2 separate regions of the Mus musculus genome follow, and region 2 is linked to region 1. The links are chromatin contacts, found by Hi-C or POLR2A ChIA-PET in ENCODE. All regions are on one chromosome and are shown on one strand. The core of a region is the stretch at or near the end of the contact, and the rest is flanking DNA. Distances in the headings are between cores, read along the strand shown. Region 1 holds the start of Nploc4 (NPL4 homolog, ubiquitin recognition factor). Region 2 holds the start of Mrpl12 (mitochondrial ribosomal protein L12).

Region 1 (6,095 bases), core at 3,130-5,629:
TTCTGCAGTACTGGAGTCACAGAAGTCCACCTCTGTCTGTGTCCAGCGTTTCTCCAGGTGCTGGGATGCAAACTCAGGCCCCAGTGCTTACACAGCAACCCCTCTTCCACCTAACCTCCCCACTCCCAATCTTTCCCCTTTCAATCCCCAATTCCATTTTTCCTTGAAGGAGAAACAAGATGTGAGGTGCCTCAACACATGAAAGACGGTCTAAAGTACTACTCTGATTCAAGCACGTTATAATTTCACGTGGAACGCACAACTTCAAGGCTAAATATGGTAGAAACATGTGATCCCAAGCACTCTAGAGGAGGATGTGAGAACATCAGAAGAAGCCAGCTTGGACAACATAAGACAATCTTAAGATAAGGTTTTTGGATTCTTTTTGTTGGTTGGTTTTTCTCGAGACAGGGTTTCTCTGTGTAGCCCTGGCTGTCCTGGAACTCACTCTGTAGACCTGGCTGGCCTCGAACTCAGATATCCGCCTGCCTCTGCCTCCCAAGTGCTGGCATTAAAGGTGTGCGTGTGCCACCACACCAGGCAATAGGTTTTTATTTTACAAGTGCAGGTGTTTGTCCGCATGCATGTCTGTGCACCACATGCATGTACTGCCTTTCAAGATCACAAGAAGACATCACATGAAATCGTCTTAAAAGGGCTGGAGACACTAGGTTTAATTCCCACTGTGTACATGGAAGCTCTAAACTGTCTGTAATTCTAGTTCCAAGGGATGCACTACCCACTTCTGCTCCTCAGAACCCTACATGCAAAGGGGCACATAAATTCATACAACATATATAAAACAAAAAAGATGAATTAATTTTATAATAAAACAAAATAAAGGTCCTTAATATCATGGTAAACTCGAACAGGTTTTCTTGGATTTTCATAGCAAGCAAAGATAAAAATGTCGGCTGGCCTCCAAGGATGTCAGACATGGGCCCACTTTCGAGAACTTGACATGTATACTGATCCAGACCTTCTGAGAACGTGTCATTCATTGTGCCAGCCTGCTGGCAGCCTCTGCTTTAGGAAAGGCCTGTAAACCAGGCAGCTGTTGCCACTTGAGGGCTGACAGGGAAGACACAGAATAGCTCAGCAAACACCTCTACTTTAGTGCTTTCTCCAGTAGTCACTAATGTGCACTGTACAGAACATACGTGAACAAAGACTTCTACTGACACACCGGGTGAGGAATTCCATAATGGCTTATAGTCAACTGAATTTGACTGTGCCTCTCAATTTCTAGTGACTTTCACGTGGCTTTGTCCAGTATGTTCGATATTAAAACCTCTGTTCTGGATAAAGGACATAAAGCTGTGTACCCATTTGCTTCTGATCCACATCTGTCTCCTTTCCTCTCTGATAAGTGAGCACTGATTTCCAGAACTCTCGCCACACGAAATTTGATGCCTAGGAAAAACACCTCACATGTATTTCACTCTGCAATCTGTCTCCAACACTGTGACGCGTGATAGTGAAGACCTTGCTTCTCTACGGAAGCCCTACAAATGCTCCTTCATCCCGTCACTCACCCTGGCACAACGAGAAAGCAGCAGCAAGAGAAATCCGTTTGTTGGCTGATTTTGGTTTGGTTGTACACATGATGCAGACCAGACAAGTTTCAAACCCTTAGGAACCTGACCCAGGTTCCTAAATCCTGGGATTACAGGCCTATGCCACAATGCCTTGCTTACCAAAGAAGAATTCTAAAGTGTAAAGTCACTCTACCTGATGGGAGTCTGGGTTTAAGAAGAAAGAACCATGTACTGAGAAAAGTTTTGGATTAACCTCTGACAGGCTGCAAAAGGGAATACATGGAACAGACAGATTTGGCCATGTGGAAAACACAGACTCTTAATGTTAGAAGTGGGGCTGGAGAGATGGCTCAGCAGTTAAGCACTGGCTGCTCTTCTAGAGGTCCTGAGTTCAATTCCCAGCAACTACATGCTGGTTCACAACCAGTCTATACTGGCATCTGATGCCCTCTTCTGACATGCAGGTGTACATGCAGACAAAAACAAAATACATAAATAAATTTAAAAATAAAAAAGTCAAATGTGTGGAAACAAGCAGCAGTAGCTCCACGTATCTGGGAAGCTGAGGAATTTGAGCACTGAAGATAGAAGACAGCCTGGACAACATAGCTGAGTCTGGGTCACAACGTAAAAAAACAAAAACAAACAAGCAAACAAAAAAAAAAAACCCAAAAAGATCAAAATTAAAAGAATAGACATTTTCTTGGGGGCTGGAGAGATGTCTCAGCAGTTAAGAGCACCGACTGTTCTTCCAAAGGTCCTGAGTTCAAATTCCAGCAAGCACATGGTGGCTTACAATCATCCGTAATGAGATCTGACGCCCTCTTCTGGTGTGTCTGAAGACAGCTACAGTGTACTTACATATAATAAATAAATAAATCTTTTTAAAAAGAAAAGGAAAGAAAAGAAAAGAAATTTTCTTGGAAGAGTGGTTGAGTTTTTAACATTATTCCTACAGAAATTCTTTGAAGACCCCCTTTGAATTCAAAACAAACACGCCTGGAGAGGTGGCTCAGCAGGTACACACACTCACTCTCTGCTCCCGCAGAGCATCTCAGTTCAGTCCCCAGGATCCACAATTGCCTGCCTATAACTTAAGCCCTAGGGGATCCAACACCTTTAGCTTCTAGCAACAACTGCCCTCATGTGTTCACACCCACATATACACATAATTCTTTCCAAATGAGGCTAGTGAGCTGGCTTATGCACAAAGAGCACTGCTTGCTCTTCCAGGGGAACTGGTTCAATTCCCAGCACCCACACAGTCTCTCCCAGCCTGTTCCTGAGGATCCAAAGCCTACTCTGCCCTCCTTAACAACCAGTTGTGGTACACATAGATGAAGGTAAAGCGCCCATACACATAAAATAAATACATAGGTCTTAAAAGCAAAACTCCTAAAATCAACTTCTGAAGAGTATATTAATTCCTTACAACCTGAGAAAGTCGATTTAAGACCCACTGATGCCCAAGTCAGCCTTTGGAACACCTGAACACACTGCTTAACCTCAGTAAAGAGCATTTAAATAAATAGAAATTTAAAAAGCGGATTGACCTACTGATACCTCACCTATTTCTAGGCAAGTCATCTGTGATGGTAAATTTAAGTTTTAAAACTAAGTCAGCCTTTCTTTCTCAGGTTTCTCTGCATCGTCTGCATCCAGGATAGAAAATACAGAGAACAGAAGACCCCTAAATGGAGCTGTGAGGAAAGAGAAGCTGCCCTCAGAGAAAAGCCTTAACTCTTAGCCTGCCATAAATGTCTGCAGTGAGATAAGTGAGGTGGGAGGATGTCAAGGTCAAGGATGGCCTGGGACAAAGTAGTAAGACTGTCTCAAAACACAAACAAAACTCAAGAGCTATACTTCCCTGGAAATCCAGAGAGATGTGATGTTCTCGAATGCAGGAAACCACTGAAGAGCTGTTTCAGGCCTAAGGCAACCACCATGATTCCGATCCCATGGAAATCCCCAATATTCCTCCATGTTGGCCCTAGTTATTCTGTCAGAACGGGTCTGTTACTCCTATCACTTCCCAACCCCTGCCACATATGCTCTGGAGAGAAACTCCCACAGGTTAACAAACGGCTGGTTTTCCTCTCCTTTTACTGACTTATTTCATGGGGCTGGGGGTGACAGTCTCTACTGTCAGGCTAAAAGTGAAATCGGCCTTCTTTATGACACTCCTTTTAAACAGGTGGTCGTCAAGTCGCCTGTGTCAAAGAGGAGCCAATCCCGCCTGTTTTGGGTTGGCCCCCATGGCCGCGTCCTCTGTGGGAAAAGGGTTCCCCTAATGATGCCCTTTTCTTCTCCGGTCGACTCTTCCGGAGTGAAATCGTGACGAGGCACTGTCGGGATGGAGGAGGAGAGAAGGACGTACCGGGCTTCGGGGCCTGGGAGGAGGCCGAGGTCCCTCAGAGCAACCTGCAGCAGCGGGGAAGAAGAAGGCCGCTCCGTTCCGACCGCTCGGCCTCCTTCCCGCCAGCCTTTCCGGGCTCGGCCAGGGCAGGTACCTCCTCAAACCCGGGGCGAGCGAGGAGGAGCCACCGGCTCCGAGCACCGTCCGGCGCTGGCCCGCCCAGGACACCCGCAAATCTGCTGCCTCATCCCAGCGCCCCGCTCCCTCCCGGCCGCCGCACTCACGATGCTCTCGGCCATGGCGGCCGCTCCAGTCTCCGGGCTCGGGCCCCGGGCTCCCGCCGCCTGTCTCCCCAAGGGCCTCGCAGCCCCGGCCTCGGCCTCAGCCCCGGCCCCGGCCTCCCGCCGCCGCCGCCACCGCCGCTCCAGCTTCGCCGCCCGGCTCCGCCAGTGCCGATGTCCGGTGCTTCGCTCAACACACTCCGCCAGGCGGAGAGAGAGGCGAAACAAGGTTCCGGCCCCGCCAACGGCCGCGCGCATGCGCCAAGTGGTGCCGCGCGTCCCTCGTCCGTGCCCCCTCGCCCCCCACCCCCTTCCCCTAGGCTGGGCCCAGGACCCTGGGTTCAGAAGACTGTGACAGGAGAGCCATATTCCTGAAAGTTCGAGCAATGAAAAAAAGCTGCAAGAAAAGGCGAGCGTCGAGATCTCGCTCAAATATAACCGTTACGGAAGTTTTGTACTGTCTTCACAATTTTCCAGCAATGAGCTGGAGTTTCTCCCTTTGTACTGAACTTTGTAACTGCATATGATTTGAAGTAGAAGACTTTTGAAATTTCTTAAGAGGCTAAACGCCTCCGAATTTTTATTTGATTTTTTTGTTGGTTTTTTTTTTTTTTTTTTTTTTTGGCTTCTGTTTTTTTTTTTTTTTTTAAGACAGGGTCTCACTAAATACAACCTTGGCTGTAGACCAGGTTGGCTTGGAACTCACAGTGCTGGGCCTGCCTCAGTGCTGGGATTGAAAGGCAGGCCCCCTTTCCTGCCTCCGATGGTTCGATTTATGAGTGTACTAAACTCCGATTATGTTTTAGACTGTTTTATTTATTTGTTGTTTTAGATATAATATATTTTACTGTGTACATTATATATTGTATATAATGTATATTTATACAATATGTTTTATTGAAAGAACTTGTTAAGACATAGTGTTGGCTGTCCTGGATCTAGCTCTGTAAACCAGGCTGGCCTTGAACTAACAGAGATCCACCTACCTCTGCCTCCCCAGTGCTGGGATTAAGGTTCTGTACCACCACCACCCAACTAAACTTTTTTTTAAAGTTTTTAATATATTTTATATGTATAAATGTTTTGCCTGCATGGATTTGGCTGCACCACAAGTGCCTGATACCTGAGAACATCAGAAGAGGGAGTGGATCCCTTGGAACTAGAGTTTCAGATGATTGAGACCCACCATGTGGGTACTGGAAACCAAAACCAAATCCTCTGGTACAGCACCAAGCACCACTCCAGCCCTGACCTTGAACTTTCGATCTACCTGACTCTGCCTCCTCTTGCTGGGGTTACAGGAGTGTGTCATCACACCCAATTCTGTGGACACTGCGGTAAAACCCAGGCTTCTTAGGAAAGCTCTCTACAAAGTTGTGCACATCCAAGGCCCATTTCTATCCTCGTCTCATGTAGTCCAAGCTGGTTTCAAGTCTGAAATCTTCCTATCTGCTTCCTGGGTGATGGGATTATAGGTGTACACCCCCACACCCGGCTCCCCTCTTAAGTCCATCGAACCATCACTGTCAATGTCAGTGCTGATAACACACAGTTCTGTAACCTCTGTTATTTAATTTGGGCTTATTCATTCCATCAACAAAATTTACTGCATGCTAACTTTGTGTGTGTGTGTGTGTGTGTGTGTGTGTGAGAGAGAGAGAGAGAGAGAGAGAGAGACACGGCCTTTACATTTGGGGGTAGAGGAGGACATAGGCTCCCACCTTGGACCAGTTACCCCACAGGAAGATCAGCTTGCAAGTGTGTAACATGAAGTGGATGTTAACGATGAATTTACGACCAGAGTAAGGACAGAAGTGGAGGGTGAGATAGACGTTAAAATAAGATGACCAGGAGAAGCCGGGCATGGTGGCACACATGCCTTTAATCCCAGCACTCAGGAGGCAGAGGCAGGCAGATTTC
Region 2 (6,778 bases), core at 1,386-3,885, 47 kb after region 1:
ATGGCCTGCACTATCCCTAGTGTGTGTCTTCATTTCTATCATAGTGGTCTTTTCTGAAGTGTTAGCCTGGGCTGCTGTAAGTCAGGACTGTTTGTCTTTGTTGCTGTGGTCTCAGTTTTGAAACTCCAAGTATGGGCTTCAGAAATTATCAGTGTCAGCTCTCCCTAACTCCTTCAGTCTGACTACCACTTGTTCCAAGACAGTTTGAAGGGTGGGGCTGTAGCTCAGGTAGAGAGTGCTTGCCCAATGTGGATAAGACCCTGGGCTCAGCCCCTTGCACTATGAAAACAAAAAGAACTTGGTTCTTTTTTTTTTTTTTTTTTTTTTTTTTGCTTCCCCCTCCCATAGGACCTCATCCCACCCCACCCCACCCCACCCACCCCCACACATGTTGGCTTTACTTTTCTTTTACGAGGATGTGAAACATATCCCTGGCTTTGAAAGTCACAACAAAAGGAGAAACCCAGGCGAGGGTGTTCTTTTCTAATCTCATTTCTGTGCTGAGCCAGCTCACCTTTGTTGTCACAGATCCCAGCATGGTCAGCGCCTACATGTACCCAACAGGTGCCCCTGGGGCACAGGCAGCCCCTCAGGCCCAGGCCGGGCCCACCACCAGTCCTGCCTACTCCTCCTACCAGCCCACACCAACCCCAGGCTACCAGGTATGTGGGCACCCAGCATCTACACCCAGCCGTTGCCTGTTCCTCATCTTTTCCCTCACCTCACTGCCTTCCTTCCATAGAGCGTGGCTTCTCAGGCCCCACAGAGCCTCCCAGCCATCTCACAGCCTCCACAGACCAGCAACATAGGCTACATGGGGAGCCAGCCAATGTCCATGGGCTACCAGCCGTACAATATGCAGGTAAAGAGACCTAGTCTTTGCTAGGCACAGAGGGCTATCCCAGGCAGGCCCTCTCCTCCTTGCTCTCGCTTCTGCTTTCTTCCAGCCAGGAGGGTCTGTTTGTGTCTGGTCACAGATAACTCAGTGTCGGGCTCCATCTTACTTCCCACAGAATCTCATGACCGCCCTTCCCGGGCAGGATGCGTCTCTGCCAGCCCAGCAGCCCTACATCCCAGGGCAGCAGCCCCTGTACCAGCAGGTGAGCCGTCTCCCAGCGGCCTGCCCTTGGACTTCTGAGCTTCCTTTGATCCCTTGCACTGGGTGCATCAGGGGCTTTGCTCAGCAGACAGAATCATGACATGCCATTAAGTGCACGTATGTACACATGCGTCCATATTGCACAGGAGACAAGTTTACAAGAGATCACACGTGCCATTGCCATATTGGTAACAACCTGATCTACTATGTGCTAAGGTGAAGCTTGTTCTAAGCCGAAGGTTTTGTTTGTGAAGGGGGGTGATGAGCCTATCTGCTCTTTCTCTCCAGATGGCCCCCAGCACCGGCCCTCCCCAGCAGCAACCCCCTGTGGCCCAGCCAGCGCCTACACAGGGACCGCCAGCACAGGGCAGTGAGGCCCAGCTCATCTCCTTTGACTGACCTTGAGTCTGGCGCTCACCATGCAGAGTAACACTACAGTTCACCAGAAACCACTTATATGTCTAACTAGCCATTCCTCCCCTATTACTGCCCTGTAGTGTCCCTTCTGTGAGCAAGGGGTGGGCCTTCCCCCTTGGCCCTCTTCCCTGTCCTCGGTGGTCTGGCTCCTATCACTGGTTCCCTGCTTCAGTCCTGATGCCGTCTGACCTCCCCGGGACTGGGGCTCTGCAGGGCAAGTAGAACCTTCTCTGGAGAGTGCCCGGCTGTGTTGGGTGCCACAGGTGAATGCTGTGGGGATGCTTAGCCTGGCCCGGAGTCTGATGTGAACTAACTGTGTGGTGTCCAGGCCTGGCCCTGGTACCCAGAAGAACCATGTGGCTCCTGCACAGCAAGGGTAGAAGCTTTAGGTATCTCTGTCTCCCCTTCTCCTTGGATGTCATCTCTCAGTGCAGAGCAGTGAAAATAAAATGTATTTCAAAACTCTCATGATTGATTGTTCGGGCAGCAGGCTGGGTTGGACCAACAATTTAATAGTCTGCATCTGTTGTGGAGTGTGCTGGGTACTGGCTGAGAAACCGTGGACTTGCCAACAGTCTCCTTCCTGGTGGGGATTCTGCAGACTCATCTGGTGCAGGATACATCACCAGGCGGGTGAGGAAGGGTGCAAACGCGGGCTTTTGCAGCCCAACTGCCCTCAGGATTACCCACTGCTTAAGGTTTTAGCTCTCAATAGCTCACCCTGAAATATACGGTTCAACCTGACTTCTGTGAGGTCTCAAGTTTTGCTCTTTCCCTCCCCGCTAAGCGCCCGCCTTAGTGTGCACTCAAAGGAGGCGGTTCCGCCTAGTGAGCTCTTGGGAGGACTCCAGGCCCTTCCTTCTCCTAGGTTTAGAGTACTGGGCTCCTGAGGTTGCTAACCTCTTGGACCACTGAGTTGAATTCAAGGGGCTATGAGTTCCGTAGGTAAAGGGGTGGGGGCGCCTACTTATTCCCCTGGCGAGACAAAGGCGTGCGGAACACGACTGATGGAGAAAGCGCCAACCCAGTATTGTCTCCGCGCCTGCGCGTCGCACCGCCTAGTGCGTAATACCAGGAGCCAACCCGGGCTAGAGCGGCCCGGACAGCTCGCCTCCTCCCGGATAGAGCGTCGCTTCCGCTTAGAGCCGCGTGTGACCTTCCCGCTTGCGGAGCTATGCTGCCGGTGGCGGCTAGCCGCTGCCTGTGGGGGCCACGGCTTGGACTCCGGGGGGCAGCGCTTCGCCTTGCCAGGTAAAGCGGTGGTCTAGAGCGCCATTGCCGGGGCGGCGGGCAGGAAGTAGGTTCAGAGGGAAGGGGTGACGGGCGCATCGCCACCTTCCGCGGCCCAGCCTGCGGGGCGTGGAGAGGGCGGCTCGGCCTGGGCGACCTTGGGTGCAGGTACCTTTCGTCCCCAGCTTCCCGCCGCTGAGACCCATCGCCGTGGTCGGCAGCATAGCCCGAGCCCCGTGCTTTGGAAGGCTTGGTGCAGCACTGTGCACCCGCCAGGCTGATGTATTCCATTCAACCAGAAGCCTGCCGTTCTGGGCAGTATTGCAGACATAGTCGTGGGCTCCTGAGGCTCTATGGGAAATGTAGGAAAGCTTTTTCGGGTCCCTTAACCCCAGCTTGTGGAGCCTGGCCTCAGCGGTGGCAGACTGAGCACATGGATCTTGTACCCTTGAGTCTCCCGTTTTTTCTGATCTAACGGCTGTTTGCCTGGGGTAGGCAACAGATGCCCAGCGTCTGTGCAGCGCGGCAGTTGAGAAGCAGCAGCCACCGAAGGAGTGAAGCACTCGCCGGCGCACCTCTGGATAATGCTCCCAAAGAATACCCCCCCAAGATCCAGCAGCTGGTCCAAGACATTGCCAGCCTTACGCTCCTGGAGATCTCAGACCTCAACGAACTCCTGAAGGTATTAGGAGAGATCGGCACAGGCCAGGACTAAAGTCCCTGCCTTCTAGTTGTATTTTTACCAAACAAAGGTCAGAGGTCCCTGTCTCTTCTGGGGTGTTTTGGGAGTTTGGTAAATTATCAAATGTACTTTCCTAGGTGGTAGGGCCAAATAGGCTTGTACCTCCATTTGTACCTCCATTTAGGGTTTGATAAGCAGCCACTGAGACCTCTCCTTCATCCTACAGAAAACATTGAAGATCCAGGATGTCGGCCTTATGCCAATGGGTGGCATGGTGCCTGGTCCCGTCTCTGCTGCAGCACCGGCCTCTGAGGTGAGCCTAGGCCACAGGAAGACCCAGTTCTGTGTGCCCAGTTAACTGCCCGACTCAATAACTTAGGTATTTCCCTGTTCCTCCTTGAGTCTGTAGCTGTAATCCCTGTGTTCTGCTGTGGGCTCCCTGCAATAGCTTTGGGAAATTTTCTGCCGAAGGCATTCGAGATCTTTACTAGTGCGTGCATGTGTGTGGGTGTGCATGAGCAGGGGGTGGTCAAAGGTCAGCTTTTGGGGGTTCTCCCCTTCCGCATGGGTTCTGGGGATCAGGACCTCGATTCTGTAAGCTAGCTTTCCTTCTGCCCTCTGAGCTACACTGGTGGGAAAAATGATCTGAAGAGAGGAAACGGTACGCCAAACAGTGCAGCAGTCTTGAGTATTATTAAAAGTAGGGAGGGCACAGAGATGTTGTGGGAGAGTGCCTGCCTCAAGTGCACTGCACCAATTTGGACAGGTAGGGAAGAGACTTGGAATTTCGAGGAAGGCCTCTACAACATGACAATGTTGAATCAAACTTGAAGGTGTTGAGGAAGAGAAAGCAAGGTGTTTCTCAAAGAGTTCTGGCTGACAGAGGGTTTCCAAGTGATTTTTTTTTTTAAAGATTTATTTATTTATTATATGTAAGTACACTGTAGCTGTCTTCAGACATTTCCAGAAGAGGGAGTCAGATCTCATTAAGGATGGTTGTAAGCCACCATGTGGTTGCTGGGATTTGAACTCACGACCTTCGGAAGAGCAGTCGGTGCTTTTAACCGCTGAGCCATCTCTCCAGCCCTCCAAGGGATATTTAAATTTTGAGTGGGAGAAGCCAGGCAGTGGTGGCACACATCCTAACATTTGGGAGGCAGAGACAGACAGATTTCTGAGTTCGGGGTCAGCCTGGTCTATAGAGTGAGTTCCAGGACAGCCAAGGCTGTACCAAGAAACCCTGACTTGAAAAACCAGGGGGAAGAAATCTGAAGGGAGGGCCAGGCAAGGTAGCATACACTTTTAATCTCAGCACTTGGGAAGTAAATGCAGGCAGATCTCTGAATTCTCAGCCTTCCAGGGCAACGCAGTGAAACCCTATGTCAGATAAGTGCTGCTTAGTTTGTGTGTGTGCCACATGTATGTGGGTAGCTAGCGAGGTCAGAAGAGAGTGTGGGGTCCCTTAAGCTGGAGGTGAAGGCTGTTGTTACCAGCCTGACATGGGTGCTGGGAACTGAACTCAGGCTCCTATGAACAACAGAGTGTACTCTTAGCTTCTGAGCCATTTCTCCAGCCCAGACTTCACTTTTAAAGCAAGGCTAGGTCTCATTGCCTAAGCTGGAGTGCCTTTGAAAAAGGTCATAACTGTATCAGGATGCAGGCCCAATCCAGTTGTGTCCCAGATGGTGGGGCTCAAAGCTGGGACCACAAGAATAAGGCTTGAAATAGTTGTCACTCTAGCCGGGCCTGTAGTGTATGCCTTCAAACCCCAGCACTCAGGAGGCAGGTGAAACTGTTTGACCCAACCTGGTCCATAAAGTGAGTCCCAGGTCACCTAGGCCTGTCACGTAAAGAAACCCTGTCTCAACCCTCCCCTCCCATTCCACCCCCTCAAAAATGGTTCTGTCGTTGTCGTGGCTGAGGATTGAGGTAGTCCTGATGTTTCTGTAACCATTTATTATCTGCAAAGCATTTGTTATTCTCCCTGCCTTGTAGGTTCCAATTGCTGGTTACCTATATATGCGTGCGTGCGTGCGTGTGCGTGCGTTCACAAGGAAGCCTCCGTGTTCAAGCACCACTTACCTCATTTTTAGACACGTTCTTTCCCTCGGCCTGGAACTTGTTGATAAGGCTAGGCTGGGTAGCCAGTGGGCCCTTGGGTCCTGTTGTGTTCCTTGTCAGTGCTGGGTCACAGGCACAAGCTACTGTGCCTCATTTCTTTTTCATGGGCTCCAGGGATCCACTTCAGATCCTCAAACTTGCAAGACAAACATCTACCCAGCCCCATCAATTACAATCTTTAAGAGATGTAAAATGAGCCGGGCAGTAGCGATGCACACCTTTAATCCCAGCACTCTGGAGGCAGAAGCAGGCAGATCTGAGTTGAGGCCAGCCTGGTCTACAGGACAAGTTCCAGGATATCCAGGGCTACACAGAGTAGACTCTGTCTCACAAATTCCAAAAGCACACAGGGACACCGCCGTAGAGGATGGCAAAGGGAGGCACAGAGTATGTCTTGTTCCGGGGAGAGGTCCTGTGAAAGATCTGCCTGGTGTGGCTTTGTGCAGGTAGAGCTCAGGTTATGTTTGGATCTTACCTGCAGGTCCTGGTGGGGCAGCCACACCCCATCCTTCCCTACTCACCTCATCTTTGTTTCCACACCCTAAGGCGGCCGAGGAGGAAGACGTCCCCAAACAGAAAGAGCGGACACACTTCACCGTCCGCCTGACAGAGGCAAAGCCTGTGGACAAAGTAAAGCTGATCAAGGAGATCAAGAACTACGTCCAGGGCATCAACCTCGTCCAGGTGCGGCCCGCTCCTCAGTGCCTTCTCCTCTCCTCGGTGGGACAGCTTTAATGCCCCACACTTCTGACTGTTGTCTCTTTCAGGCCAAGAAGCTGGTAGAGTCCCTGCCCCAGGAAATCAAAGCCAACGTCGCCAAAGCTGAGGCCGAGAAGATCAAAGCAGCCTTGGAGGCAGTGGGTGGCACCGTGGTTCTGGAGTGAGGCATGGTTATGAGGACTTACGGACTAGAGTTCTGGGATCCGGGCAAAGCCTGCTCACCCCGATTCACTCCCAGCTGCTGTGGTGGGAGCAACAGCTAGTGACGCGAGTGTCCGAAGTCTCCTGAGAGGGACAGGATGGACCTACTGTGATGGGGTGGGGCAGTGACAACCTTTGCAGAACTCACAAGAGATTGCCTTGGGAGCTTACCAAGTGAACACACCCTCTGGTGGCTACTGAGAAAATATACTATTCAGGCTGGGGTGTTCAATGAGTGGTGTGTGTGCCCAGGGCTGGGAGTATAAAGGACCACCTGGAGGCATGTGTGTGTCCTGAACCTTGCTTGG

Evidence for each region. A loop is a pair of places that touch in the nucleus more often than their neighbours do. ChIA-PET counts read pairs that join two places held with the same protein, here RNA polymerase II (POLR2A).
Region 2: POLR2A ChIA-PET joins it to region 1 with 15 read pairs in Patski. The contact joins the promoter of Mrpl12 here to the promoter of Nploc4 in region 1. A Hi-C loop is called at or near these places in 1 of 37 maps with a recorded cell type or tissue (CH12.LX). POLR2A ChIA-PET finds 5 or more read pairs at or near these places in 4 of 5 experiments (Patski and embryonic stem cell).

What each region holds. Positions count from the first base shown.
Region 1 is chr11:120,433,321-120,439,415 of GRCm38, forward strand. Nploc4 (NPL4 homolog, ubiquitin recognition factor) reads right to left here and starts at 4,380. Exons shown (of 17, transcript NM_001195023.1): 1 at 4,179-4,380. The coding sequence starts at 4,193.
Region 2 is chr11:120,482,002-120,488,779 of GRCm38, forward strand. Mrpl12 (mitochondrial ribosomal protein L12) reads left to right here and starts at 2,636. Exons shown (of 5, transcript NM_027204.3): 1 at 2,636-2,767; 2 at 3,242-3,428; 3 at 3,655-3,741; 4 at 6,096-6,233; 5 at 6,317-6,753. The coding sequence starts at 2,691. The coding sequence ends at 6,433. It overlaps Hgs (HGF-regulated tyrosine kinase substrate), which reads left to right. Exons shown (of 22, transcript NM_008244.3): 19 at 529-662; 20 at 743-862; 21 at 1,014-1,100; 22 at 1,388-1,983. The coding sequence ends at 1,498.